Linked DNA regions of Homo sapiens: region 1 is linked to region 2. The links are chromatin contacts, found by Hi-C or POLR2A ChIA-PET in ENCODE. All regions are on one chromosome and are shown on one strand. The core of a region is the stretch at or near the end of the contact, and the rest is flanking DNA. Distances in the headings are between cores, read along the strand shown. Region 1 overlaps CCDC12 (coiled-coil domain containing 12). Region 2 overlaps KLHL18 (kelch like family member 18).

What was found. A loop is a pair of places that touch in the nucleus more often than their neighbours do. ChIA-PET counts read pairs that join two places held with the same protein, here RNA polymerase II (POLR2A). Pooled maps may share reads with other maps.
Region 1: a map with no recorded cell type shows a loop between it and region 2 (10-fold over the local background). The contact joins two enhancer-like sites. A Hi-C loop is called at or near these places in 1 of 168 maps with a recorded cell type or tissue (heart left ventricle), 7 of 37 single-sample maps with no recorded cell type and 4 of 50 pooled maps. POLR2A ChIA-PET finds 5 or more read pairs at or near these places in 2 of 52 experiments (A673 and BJ).

What each region holds. Positions count from the first base shown.
Region 1 is chr3:46,925,746-46,932,843 of GRCh38, reverse strand. The region is part of intron 2 of CCDC12 (coiled-coil domain containing 12); the gene reads left to right. Among named protein-coding and RNA genes, the nearest start is that of CCDC12, 47 kb to the left of the region's middle. RefSeq lists enhancers at 908-1,017, 1,208-1,723, 2,168-2,217, 1,724-2,239, 5,239-5,618. Within about 2 kb of position 5,848, at least 22 of the 41 ENCODE cell types and tissues checked have a DNase peak (open chromatin) inside an H3K27ac peak, as active enhancers do.
Region 2 is chr3:47,344,772-47,351,498 of GRCh38, reverse strand. It overlaps KLHL18 (kelch like family member 18), which reads right to left. Exons shown (of 10, transcript NM_025010.5): 10 at 4,683-6,727. Among named protein-coding and RNA genes, the nearest start is that of PTPN23, 33 kb to the left of the region's middle. Within about 2 kb of position 4,163, at least 4 of the 41 ENCODE cell types and tissues checked have a DNase peak (open chromatin) inside an H3K27ac peak, as active enhancers do.

The DNA of each region.
Region 1 (7,098 bases), core at 4,599-7,098, 420 kb after region 2:
GGTGGCCTCTGAGAGGCCATGTGTGGAGGCTGCCCCTACTGGGGAGGGTGCATTATCTCATGCTTTCTGGCCTGTGGTTTCAGGTGGGGGCACAAAGGCGCTCCCACTCCTTTTTCTGAAACCCGCTGAGGACGCATTTGCCAGGACTTGCTTGGAGGCCTGTCCACCCCCTGAGGCTGTGATGTGGCCCTGTCCTGCCCATGGTCACTTCTTGTGTCATGTGCTCCAATAGACCTTGTCCTCTTTGTGTGGCCAGAAGGACAGGAGGCTTGGGGTGGGCTGGATAAGAGAAGGGAAGGGAGGTTTTATTGCCTTACACTGTACCCGTTCTTCAGGCTGGGGCCACAGTTGCCTTGCTGGGTGACAGCTGGAGGACAGTCTCCTCTGCCCACGAGTGGGGAAGCCACTGGGCTCTTTAAAAGTCTCATTTGCTGCAAAGCCAGCCATTGAGTGTTCTAAAGAAAAATATCAACCACCAAACAAAAACATCCCTGTACTAAATTGTCCTTTGCCCTCATAGCCTGGTGGTACTTTAGGCCACTCTAGGGCACTCTGCCAGAAGAGATCCCAGAGGTGTTGTAGCTATTATGAATTATGCTGCCAGGATCGTGCGTATATAGAATGCTTTGTTTTGCTTGCTCCTGTCTTGTTACTATTTCTATGGAATAATTTCCCCAGAGCAGGGTTACCGGGTCAGGGAGTTTGAACATTTTAATGGCCCTTGAAAGAAAGACCAGATCAGCCTCTAGAGCAGTTGTGTACCTCATTTGGGGTAGTTGCCTCTCCCCTCATTTTCATGCTTCTGTCGAGTCTGGCCTCTGGCAGCAGCAACTGAAGCCTTGTTATTTATATTGGGGACAAGGGGTAGGTCTCTATGTGCAGAGCCTAAAGCAAACAGAGGATTATTAGGGGCATGTCTGAGTGTCATGAGTGTGTTTTCCTGGCAGAGCTCCAGTGTCTCTGTACTCTGAATATTAAAAATGAAAGTGTTCTTTGATCAAAGTTGCCAGTCTCTCTGGTCAGTGGTGGCCTCTGCAAGGCCTGCAGGCGCATCCTGGGCGTGGCCTTCCCTGTGGTCTGTTACTAGGAGGAGTGCCTCACAGCAGTTCTCTCTCTGGCCCTTGATGGGGCCTGTATGGCCAGGAGGGACCAGGGTGGCCAGGTGGAGGACCTTGTTCTCAGGGAACAGGCCATGTGGGACTGTCCTGTCCTTATCCTCTCTGCCTCCCTCCAGGGGCCCAGGGCAGCAGGTGAATGTGGAGTAGCCTCAAGATATAAGGGATGAGAAGGGAGGCTAGCGCCCCAAAGGATAAGCCTGGTAGCATGAGTGAGTGAAGTGGACCAGGGGCCATGAAACCCCCATGAGCAGTGTAGGCTTTGAGGCCAGTTTGCCAGTGATGGGGTTGGATCAGATTCATAATCTCAAAGCTTCCTTTCATTTCGCCATTCTAGAACTCTACTCTGGTTCTATACTTGACAGAGAACATCAACTTTCTCCACCTGCTTCCTCTCATTGGCACATGTGAAAAAGCACCCTAGGGGTGATTTCCCCTGAACCTCCCTGGCCAGCCCATGTCCCGGGCTCCTGCAGCTGGCCTGAAGCAGAGTAAAGTAAATAGAAAAGGTCAGCTACCCATTTTAGAAGGAAACTCTATGGAATGCAAACTTGGCATTCCCTGTTGCTTTGCCACAAAGAAGTTGCTTAGGGGTTGGCTGCCCCGGCCCAGCCACATTCCTGCCCTCTCTGCTGGGCACAACTTCTTTGCTTCCAAATGTCTTCTCAAGTCATTGAAAGGCTCAGAGAGCCCCAGGCTACCCATAAAGCTCTTTCTTGAGTGCCTTCTGAATTCCTTTATCCAGCTTGAGGCAATGTATGCTGAGCCCCTCCTGGAGCTGCCTGGTGCATTTAGGGCAGGCTGTGAAAGACAGACATGCAGCCGACACAGGGCCACGTGCATGGAGTGGGGCCTGCTGTGGAGAGGGTAGAGAGGCAAGTGGGGCAAAGGGGGCCCAGGAGAAGGGCGGTTACTGTGCCTCAGGGTGAGTAGGGACACTGGGAGGGGCCCACAGGGCCACCTCCTGGAGCTGGCTCTTTAAGCGTGATGGACGGGGAAGTGTGTAGCTGAGGGGGTGAGCAGGCTGTGGGGCCAGGACCACGTGAAGAAGCTTAGACTTGTTTTGGGGACACTGGGGTCCCTGAGTCAGAGGGAGGGCCAGTGGAGGCACTGAGGTGGCTGATGTGTCTGCTCCTGTGGAGAGACAGCAAAGCTCCACCCAGACACTGGCTGCCGGTATAGGGTGGACTTTGGGTGGCCTAGGGCATTTGGTGCAAAGGATAGTGTCTTAGAAGCCATTGGGCTTTCTGGGCTGCCCTCCTTCCCATAGACTCTGGGGGCAGAAAGCCCCAAAAAAGCATGGCTTGGTCTCTGCTTCCCTTTGGCTAGGGGACAGCCTGGCCCTAAGCCACAGAGACTGGCCACCAGCAGAGCTGAGGTGCTGGTGCTGCCTGACTCAGAACCCTGCCACAGTCTTCTGCTGCCTTATGGCCCCTCTGCCTGTTTCCTCTTTATGTTTTTGAGTACTTCGTTGGTTGTTTCTGTGTAGGAAGAATACTGATTAGAAATTCCGGAAACTACAGAAAATCAGAGAAGCAAGTAAAAATCACTCAGAGCTGGACATGGTGGCTCATGCCTGTAGTCCCAGCTATTCAGGAGGCTGAGACAGGAGGATTGCTTAAGCCCAGGAGATCAAGTCCAGCCTGAGCAACATAGGGAGACCCCCATCTCTTTTTTTTTTTTTTTTTTTTTTTTTTGAGATGGGGTCTTGCTGTTCTCGCCCAGGCTGGAGTGCAGTGGCACCATCTCGGCTCACTGCAACCTCTGCCTCCCAGGTTCAAGTGATTCTCCTGCCTCAGCCTCCTGAGTAGCTGGGATTACAGGCACCCGCCACCACATCTGGCTAATTTTTGTTTTTTTAGTAGAGATGGGGTTTCACCATGTTGGTTGGCCAGACTGTTCTTGAACTCCTGACCTCAGGTGATCCACCCGCCTCGGCCTCCCAAAGTGTTGGAATTACAGGTGTGAGCCACCATGCCCAGCCAAGACCCCCATCTCTTGAAAAAAAGTCAGTCCTAGAGATAACCACTGTCAACATTTTTGTTGTTTTTATTTCTTTTCTTTTAGCTAGAGCTAGTACCTTCTCCCCTTAGCAACTTCCTCATTCTAAAATGGGGGTGGCAGAACCATTGTTTGGCTCCAGTTGTCCTCAGAAAGGTGGCTTCCAGATGCCAGTGACTGCTGGTGAGTGCAGGCTGCTTCAGTATTTCCTGGCCAGCTGACAAGGTGTTAGGTGTTGGCCTGCCCTACTGCTCTGGCTGGCACCATCTCGTCACACCCTGCCCAGTCTCCAAGAGCTGTGGTGGCCCCGGACACTGTAAGGCTATGGGAGCTCCTAGGATAGCAGCCTGGACCTGCTTTGTGTGTGAACCTGTTGTCCTACTATTTGTTTCTTGACTTTCCTTTTTTATCTCCATTCTTGTCTCCTTTTGGATTTTTTTGTTTTTAATTATTCCACTTTCTTCCTCTGTTAACTTGTTAATTGTATGCTGTTTTCCCTTTCTTTTAGTGATTTCCACAGGCATAACAACATACATCCTTAACTTATCAAAGTCTAATAGAAAATAGTAGTATTTTTACCATTTCCTCTACAGTGCTTAGGACCTTAGAACACTTTAAGGCTATTTGCCACTCTGCCTTTTACACTATTGTTGCTATATTTTAAATACTATAAGTTGTTATTACTCTTTTATACAGTCAATATTCATTTAAATTCTCTTTTCCCCCTGCTTTTTTTTTGAGACAGGGTCTTGCTTTGTCACCTAGGCTGGAGTGCAGAGTGTGATCATAGCTCTCTGCAGCCTTGAACGCCTGGCTCAAGCAATCCTCTTGCCTTAGCCTCCGAAGTAGCTGGGATTACAGACACAAGCCATTGTATTTACCCTTTCTGAGGCATTTTATTTTTTCCCTGCAATTCCATGTTTCCGTCTGAGATCATTTTCCTCTAGCCTAAAGTATTCCTTTTAGTATTTCTTGAATAACGGATTCACTGATAACTGATTCTCCTAACCTTTCTTTGTCTGAAAAAGTCTTTCTCTTGAAGGCTTCTTAACTAGATTTAGAATTTTGTGTGACATTTATTTTGTCCACACTTCTGAGATACCATTTCATGGTCTTATGGTTTCCATAGTTGCAGTTGAGAAGTCAGTAGTCTGTTTTAGTTTCTGCTTAAACACACTTTTTTTTTTCTCTCCAGGCCCATGAGATTATATGAGGTTGGTGCAAAAGTAATTGTGGTTTCTGCCACTATGTTCAATGGCAAAAACCACAGTTATTTTTGCATCAACCTAATGGGAAGCTCTGCTCAGTCTCTCAGCTTTTCAGCTGCTGCATGTAAATAGACATGCTTTAAGGGGAAAGAGGGACGTGATGTCAGGCTCACTTTGTTGTACTTCCCTTATCTCCATGATTGCAGCCCCTGAAATCCTTGCTGTCTTGGTACTTCTCTAAAGCCATTTAAAATACATATATATACATTTTTTTTTTTTGAGACAGTCTGCAGCCTAGGCTGGAGTGCAGTGGTGCGATCTCAGCTCACTGCAACCTCTGCCTCCTCAGTTCAAGCGATTCTCCTGCTTCAGCCTCCTGAATAGCTGAGATTACAGGCATGTGGCACCATACCCACCTAATTTTTGTATTTTTAGTAGAGACCGGGTTTCGCCCTGTTGGCCAGGCTGGGCTCAAACTCCTGACCTAAAGTGATCCACCTGCTTTTATAAGGGAGGTTAAATCTTGGGCCTGTGTTGGAAAGGCCAGGTCCCCAAGCTGAACCCCCCCATGCTCCTTGACCTCTCCCAGAGACTCCTGTCCTTTGGTAGTGGTGGAATTCCGGGGGTGGGCAGTTAAGTGGGCATTAGGGAGGGGAAGTCTCTTAGCTCTCCACGCTAAGGGGACTGGAGGTCAGAGACTGCACCATTTTCACGCGATCACACAACAGTGGCTGCACATCAGATTAACCCTCCAAGAGTGAGTCTGGGGAGGGCGTGGACCCAGCTTGATAGAGCTGGATGCACCCAGCACAGCCGTAATGTTTCTAAATGTGGAAACTGAGGCCCAGAATGAGACCTTCCCATGGTGGTCGGGATCTAGATGTTCTTGGCTGCTTGGCCAGTGCTCCGCTCTGGGGGTGGCAGGGCACAGTGGGCGCAAGGCTCTGCTCCCGCCTCTTGCTTCTGGTTCACTCCTCCAGTTGGCCTTCTGAAGCCTCGGGCAGTGGGTGGGTCTGGAGGCATGGGTGCGTGTTGCTGCTGTGAGTTCTGGGTACAGTTCCCTGTGGCCTCTCCTCTCTCCTTCTGATTTCTCACAGAACCCTGGAGACCGTTTCTGAAAGCGACAGTTTTTTTTCTTACTAATCCCTGCAGTTTTCTTCCCACACCCAGTTTCTCTTCCTCATTTCTCCCCACCCTGTTGTGAACGAAAGCCTTTGCACCCAGTCATGCCCCACTTTGTCTCCCTGTACCTCTGTGACCTGACATGTACCTCCAGGCCCGAGGCAGGTGTTCAAGGATGGGGGACGGGGTGGGGTATCTCTGGGCCTTCTGGGAGTGCAGGTGGGCTTCCTCCACACAGGCTATGCTGGTACTGCCCCATCGCCCGCAGTGGTTCAGCCCAGCCCCAAGGCTCCAGGCTCAGGGGCCCTGGCAGGAAGGAAGGAGATGGTAAGTAAGCTGGGGGCAGGAAGCAGGTGGAGCCCTTAAATAGGAGAGTGAATAGCATCTGAAAGCCCCTGAGTCCAAAGCACTGCCGCTTGCTAGCTGTGTAGCCACAGACACCCCTGCCTCTGGGAAAGCTTGCTTTTGCAGGGCCTGAGGAAGTCAGCAGCACTTTTACCTGGTCCAGACAGAGGGCTTGGGAGATGGCAGACTGTGGGAGGCCTGTTGGGAAATTGTTTCCTGCCTTAGAGGCCCAGGACTTTTCTGAGGGACCACTGGTCAAGAACCGAAAGAGGTACTGGGGAAGGAGGAGGACCTGCGGCCTAGTCTCACCTGGCCAGCATCTGAGGGGCCACTCCTGCATCCCCTGGGGCTAGGGGTCTGTCCCACTGCCTCTGCCTTGCCTTTCTTAGACCCTGCAGCCCCCAGGACCTCTCGCCCTGCCGCCCTGTGGAGTTACCAGGGACACATTTTCCTGGGAGCCTGCTTCTGTGTGTGTGGGGCTAGGATTTGATGAGCCCCTGAGCCAGAGAGGACCCCAGTGAGTTCTTGGTTCAGCCACCCCTGCCTGAAAAGACTGAGGCAGGAAGAACATAAAAACATAGTAGCTAGCCGCAGCTCCTGCCGGGAGATTCTGGCCCCTTGTGGCTCCTCTCTCTTCATGGAGGCCTTTGGGGCTGTTCAGTTCTCACTGCTGTCCTGGTGGACTGTGGCCTTCCCAGCCTTGCACATGGTCATGCCTATTTTCACAGCCCTCACTGGCCACTCTCAACAGTCTTGGAGCTGAGTCAGCCTCTCGTGTGCTTTGTGCCTTGACCCTGTCCGCGTCATTGCAGGCCCAGGCGCCACCTCCTCCTGGAGTGTCTCCCCTCCACATTCCCACAGCTGTAGGCAGCCACGCCCCTCTGGAGCCCTCCAGCACCTGCTTCTCTGTCCACATGTCACTCCTCACTGCCACATGCCCCTGGCCCAGCACACCCAGATGCTTTTCTCTAAGTAGTTGAGGCGTATTCCATGGCATGAGCCCCAGGGCAGGAAGGCTCTGAAGAGGGGCCAGACTTGGGGAATTTGTGGGTGACCACTGGCCTTCTCTTTTGGGAATCACTCAGCCTAGGAGCTTTAGCCCTGGCTGGGAGTTATACATTGCCTTGAGCTAAGATGTGCAGCCACTGCTGTGTGATCCTATGAAAAGGGTACAGTCTCTCTGACCTCCAGTCCCCTTATCTGTCAAATGGGATGATCCAGGAGAGACACCCTGTGAATGCTCCCTAGGCGTCCTTGGCCCAGCTCTGGAAGAGAACCGTACTCCAACAGAGTAGACAGGGCCTCTG
Region 2 (6,727 bases), core at 2,914-5,413:
AAAAAATAATTATACACCATAACCAAGTGGGATTTATCCCAGGAATGCAACGTTGGATCGACATCTTAAAAATAAATTAATGTTATAACATTAACAGGCTAAAGAACAAAAACCACATGTCACCTCATAGATGCAGAAAAAGCATCTGATGAAATCTCACACCAATTCATGATACAAACTCTCAAGAAACTAATAACAGAATGAAACTTCCTCAATTTGGAAAAGGTATAGATGAAACACCCACAGGTTAACATCAACTTGAACAGTGATGGACTGAAGGTTTTCCTCCCTAAGATTGAGAACAAGGCAAGGATGTCCACTTTTGCCACTTTCATTCAACACTGTACTAGATTTCTAGCCAGTACAATAAGACAGGAAAAAATTAAAGGCATACAGATTGGAAAGAAAGAAGTAAATGTCTTTATTTGCAGATGACATGATAATGTAGAAAATCTCAAGGAAGACACACACGGACATTTTTTTAAAAAATGATAAAACTAACAGATTGAATTTAGACAGGTCACAGGATATAAGATCAATAAACAAAAATCAATGGTATTTCTATATACTAGCACCAAAAAGTCTGAAAACAAAATTCAGCAAGCAATTCCATTCGTAATAGCAAAGTAATATGAACATTTTAACAAAAGGAGTGTAAGATGTATATACTGAAAATAACAAAATATTGCTAAGAGAAATCAAGGAATATCTAAATAAATGGACACAAACTCCATGTTCACAGACTGGAAGACTTCATATTGTCAAGATGGCAATTCTCAACTTGATCTGTAAATTAAACACAATATATATTTAAAACCTCAGAAGGCTTTTCTGTAGTAACTGACAATCTGATCATAAAAGTGACATGGGAATGCAAAGTATCTAGAAAAGTCAAAAGAATTTTGAAAAATAACAAAGTTGGAGGTGTTACATTACCTGATTTAATGACTTACAAATACTTTAAAGCCAGAGTCATCAATAACACACAATCATGGACAGGCACAGATCAATGGAACAGAACTAAGAGTTTAGAAATAAACCCTTATATTTATGCCCAATTGATTTAGACAAAGGTATCAAAGCAATTCAATGGGGAAAAGATACTCTACAACAAATGGTGCTTGGACAAATGGAAATCGGTCCATGAAAAGATGAATTTAGACTCTTCCCTTACACCATGCCCAAAAATGAACACAAAGTGGATCACATACCTACATGTAAGAATAAAACAAGAAGACTTCAAAAAGTTCTTAAGATACGACACCAAAGGCATGATCCATAAAAGAAACAACTGATAAACTAAACTTCATCAAAGTAAAAAACTTTTACAATTCAACCACCACCACTAAGAAAATGAAAAGAGCCCTTGTTAGTATAGTGGTGAGTAAAAAAAAAAAAAAGAGAAAGGGCTGGGCGTGGTGGCTCACGCCTGTAATCCCAGCACTTCGGGAGGCCGAGGAGGGCAGATCACGAGGTCAGGAGATCAAGACCATCCTGTCCAACATGGTGAAACCCCGTCTTTACTAAAAATACAAAAATTAGCCAGGCGTGGTGGCGGGCACGTGTAGTCCCACTACTCAGGAGGCTGAGGCAGGAGAATTGCTTGAACCTGGGAGGTGGAGGTTGCAGTGAGCCAAGACCACACCACTGCACTCCAGCCTGGCGACAGAGTAAGACTGTCTCAAAAAAAAAAAAAAAAAAAAAAAAAAAAAAAAAGAGAGAGAGAGAAAGAAAGAAAATGAAAATAAAGACAAGCTAAGACTGGGATAAAACATTTGCAAATAATATATTTGATAAATAAAGGATTTGTATCCAGAATATGTAAAACTTTCTTACAATTCATTAATAAGACATGTGAACCAATTTAAAAATGGGCAATAATTGAATAGATATTTCACTAAAGATATACAAATGGTTAACAATCGCATGAAGATGCTCAAAATCATTAGTTGTCAGAGAAATGCAAATGAACCATAATGAGATGCCACTTTGCATCCACTAGAATGGCTACAACAAAACAGAAAAGTCCAAGTGCCGACAAGAATGTGGAGGAACCTGAACCATTCATTATACATTGCTGGTGGAAATGTAAAGAGGGACAGCCACTTTGGAAAAGCTTGGCAATTTCTTAAAAAGTTAAACCTAAACCTACTATATGATCCCAGCAGTTTCACTCCTAGGATCTACCCAAGAGGAATGAAAATATATGTCTAACAAAGACTTATAAATGAATGTTCATAGCCGTATTATTCATAATAGCCCCAAATTGGAAACAATCTAAACATTTATCAATCGGTGAATGAACAAAATATGGTATAAGTGGAATACAACTTAAAAACAATAAAAGGAACTATTGGTACATTCTACAATATGAATGAACTAAATTATTCTAAAGTAGGAAGCCAGACACAGAAGGCCACATATTATATGATTCCACTTATGTGAAATGTCCAGAATAGGAAAATCTATAGAGACAAAATAAAATAGTGGTTGCCTGATGATGCAGGTGAAAAGGGGAACTGCAAAAGGGATTAACTGAGTGATGAAAATATTTTAAAACAAGATGGTGATAATGGTTGCACAGCTCTGTACATTTACTAAAAGTCATTGAGTTGGACACTTAAAATGAATGAACTTTAAGGTATGTAAACTATGACTCAATGAAACTATTAAAAAATCAGTGACGTAAAAAGGAGGAAGACAAGGGAAGCATGATTAGGTGACATTTGAATGTGGATATACCTGATTGTCCCTAAATTCTTCAAGAAGCTATTGTTCAGCCTCTTCTTCATGTCCATTGTTGTGTCTACAGTAATGGAGAGTCTCACAGAGCTCACCACGTAGCAGGTAAAACAGGTAAACAGGTCACTGCATGGTAGAATATGGCCAAGGGCCAGCACAGCAGATGGAGGAGGAGTGCCACGCTGACCAGAGATGTTTTCATGAAGGTAACATCTAAACTGAGATCCTGAAGACCGCTGCTGGGCAGCTGAGAGGAAGTGTCAGTATCTCAGTGACATTCTATGTCATGCTATGAAGTTTAGGTTTTATGAACTGCAGAACTAAGCTGGGCGTGGTGGCTCACACCTGTAATCTCAACACTTAGGGAGGCCAAGGCGGGAGGATTGCTTGAAGCTAGGCATTCAAGACCAGCCTAGGCAACATAGTGAGACCGATTCTCTACAAAAAATAAAAAAAATAGCCAGGCATGATGGTGCATACCTGCTGTCTCAGCAACTCAGGAGGCTGAGGTGGGAGGATCGCTTGAGCCCAGGAGTTCAAGGCTGCAGTAAGCAATGTTGTGTACTGTTAGGTTATTGTGAGTAGCAATAAAAAGCAGCAGTGCTGGACTTTGGGGTGAAATGGAGTGGGCTCTGCTGTTGGTCATGAGGGGGAAAGGAGTCCAAATAACAAAAACAAAGAAAGAAAGAAAAAAGAAATGGAAAGTCAAGCAGATGAATCCAGTTTGACTTAGCAGTCCACTCTTCACCTATGGGGCTCTTTGGCTCTGGTCAAGGGGGCATAGATTACATGGAAAGGGCTGCTACTACTTTACAAGCAACAGGCCTTTCTCCCAGAGGGCAGAGTTCCCAGATAGTCTGGCTATCTCTTTCAGCATGAAGGCACCTGCTTCTTCACTCTTCCCCTTGCTGCCCAGTCTGCTTTTCCAAGGTCTATGACTGTTGGGAGGAATGCTGCTCCCTTCACAGGTGGAAGACACTGCTGTCCTTAGGCAGACTGGACTGTGAGTGTGGAGATCTGGTCTCAATTTCTCACAATGCCACTGGTTAGCTGGAGTCAGGTCAATTACTTGGCCATTCTGAGGCAGTTTCCTTATGCTAAAATGTTACCTGCTCCGTGGGGATTACTGAGGACCATGTGAGATTCAACTGATAAGAGTGTTTATATGTAAGACATGTCCTGGTGGGGTGTGTGTGGGAGTGATATGCCTTCCAAAAACTTAAAAAAATTAAGTTGCCATCCAGGAGTCCAATGGACAAGATTGATCACAAGCTGACTTTTGGAAAAGTGTGACTGAAGAGTTTCCCAACAGGCAAAACCACACTAACCACAGTGTAATCTTGGAAGAGCAGATCTGGAATGCGGCTGTATTTGGGGAAGTGAAACTGAAGATGGGAGTATAGTTCTCACACTGAAGAGCATGCAAATCACCAAGGAAACTTGCTCACGCCAGAATGCTGAGCTGCACCCCAGCCCTAGGGAACCTGTCTCTAGAGAGGGACTTAGGAACGGATCTGTGGTTTAAACATTTTCCAGTGACTTTTATGTGCACCAAAGTTAAAGCACCTCTCGCCTAGAGCATAAAAAAGGAGCTGGAGATGCTGATTCCAGGCAGTCAACAGGCAGCCACATTCCACTGGGAAACTCTGGAGTTTTAGGGCAGTGAATGGAGAAAAGGGGAAATCCGAGAGTAGGGGCGATCAGGACAGGCACCAATATGCAGTCCCAAAGTGCAAATGAAGTCTTTGCATATTTTTCACCAGAAGTGACTCTCATAAAATAAATCTCTCCAAAGACTACTTTTGCTGTACATCTGGCTTTTCCCTTATATTCACAGAAATATTCCCATTTTGTCCAATATATTTTTTTCAGTGAATCACAATTAAAAAACAAACATGTACTTCTAATATCTGAGAAATAAACCAAGAAAGGACAAGAGCTATTAGGAGTGTTCTCTTTATTTCTCTTTGGTTTCTTAACACAAAAGACATGCATTCTATAAATAAAAGGAACTAAGATTTTCTGGGAAACCATAAATTGGGAGGAATTCCCACAGTCACACCTCTGTGGTCAAGAGGATGGTCTTCAGCCCCCATCTGGCTGTAATCTCTGATGAAATCCAGAAGAGAAGGCCCGTGTGTTATCCAAGAAGGTGAAACACTCAAGGACAGTGAATGCCACAGTCCTCTGCTCAGAGCTGGGCTAGGCCCCAAGGCCCACTGAGTACAATGTCTACCCTATCTCCTTGTTACATCCTTTTTACAATATCCTTGGGTGATGCTTCTTTTCATGGGGCTATTGGAAAGGCTCCAACACCAAAGAGCCAGACCAGCCATTTACGAATAGCCATTCACCATCGGACTGAGGAACCTACTGGGAGAGTGTGAATATGTTGGTGTTTCCTGACTTGTGCTCAGAGCCCAGATCAAAACACTGGCTTGATCTTACTTTGAAACATCGACCTCAGGTGCAGCAGTGTAAATTCTACACCAGGAGGTGGGATTGGACTCAGGAAGTCCACTACAAGAGCAGCAGGCCATGGTAGAAAATGATCTGCCATACCCAGTGGCAAAATCTGGGCCAGTATCCTAAGGACCCACTCAGTAGCCCACAGACCGATTCTTAATACCTTCACAATCCAGGCTTGTTGGTGCTACTTCAAATTCACAAAAGAAAGGGGCTTATAATAAGACAAGCACTGATACACTCCTAACAGGAAATGCACACCCCACCCACCTTCCGAGTCTACCCCTACAGGCAAACCAGGAAGGAGGGAGAAATGCTGGAGCCCTACCACGAGCCCAGGTTAAACGACATCCGATATCAGATTGTTGAGACGTTAAAAATAAAAATATCATTTTCAAGTGCTTGTAGCAGAGGCCTAGCTCCTAAGTTGTAGGTAACAAAGGTACTTCCCTCTGAATACATGGCGATTGCACACACTGGTAAACCTGACGGTCCTGGGGTGGGGGAGACACCCCAGGCTCCACATTGTGCCTTTCTGAACAGGCTTCCAGGCCACCCCAGGCAGGCAGCAAAGGATAGGAAACCAAGCAGGTGGAGACTGGAGCCCTAAGACTCAGTCTTGGGTTACAGGAATTGAATCTTCTTTTAGTCTCTACTGGAAGAATTTTAGAAAACCAATTTTGGCAGCAGCAGTTGAAGGACAGCCCCACTGCCCAGTGCACTGGCAAGAGAAAATGTCCTCCTCTTTGAGTCCCGCTGTGCTACATTAGGTCCTATCCAGGGAGGAGGAAGCAATATGAAATCTTTCCAAAAGGTAAAGGTCATTTGCCAAGATTAGAGGAAGAAATATAAAATCTGTTCTTTGCAGCAGCAAGAGATTCTTTCGGCCTTTAGTTCTTTATGTCATAAAAGCCAGCTGTGCTTGAATGTAAAGGTCCACCTTGCTGGTCAGTCTGCCCAGGGCTGGAGGGAGGCCAGACTCTTGGGATTGGCGAGTGGATGGAGGAGCAGTGGAATGGCAGAGCAGACAAGGTTACCAGACCAAGCCCGCCCACAGCTGGTAGAAGGAAGCCCTGGTTAGGTTCTAGAGGTGCATATGGTCAACGTGCCCCAGAAGCATCACAATGAGGGAAATCATCCAAGAACGAGATTGATGGGCAAGTGAGAATCTGGCCAGACCTGCTGTTTCCTGCTGGTCAAAAAAGGAAGCAATGTTAGTGAGAGTGGGGAATCTGAATGAGCGCCATGGTGGCAGTAGGAGGTAATCACAGGGGCGCCTGGAGCCCCCAGCCACAGCTAGGAGCCCCCACCAAGAAGAGTGGCAGTAATTCAGCAGATAGCCTAACTCTCTACGCCTATGATTTTAAAAGTCCTCTGATGGTGGGTGAGAAGACAAACCCCATGAGCACCTTACTACAGGCCCAGTCAAGAGTGCACTGATTCCACACACACTGGGGCTCAGAGGGAACCCCCAGCTCAATGCGAGGCCTCAGGACCCTGGGATCCGAATGTGGGGTGG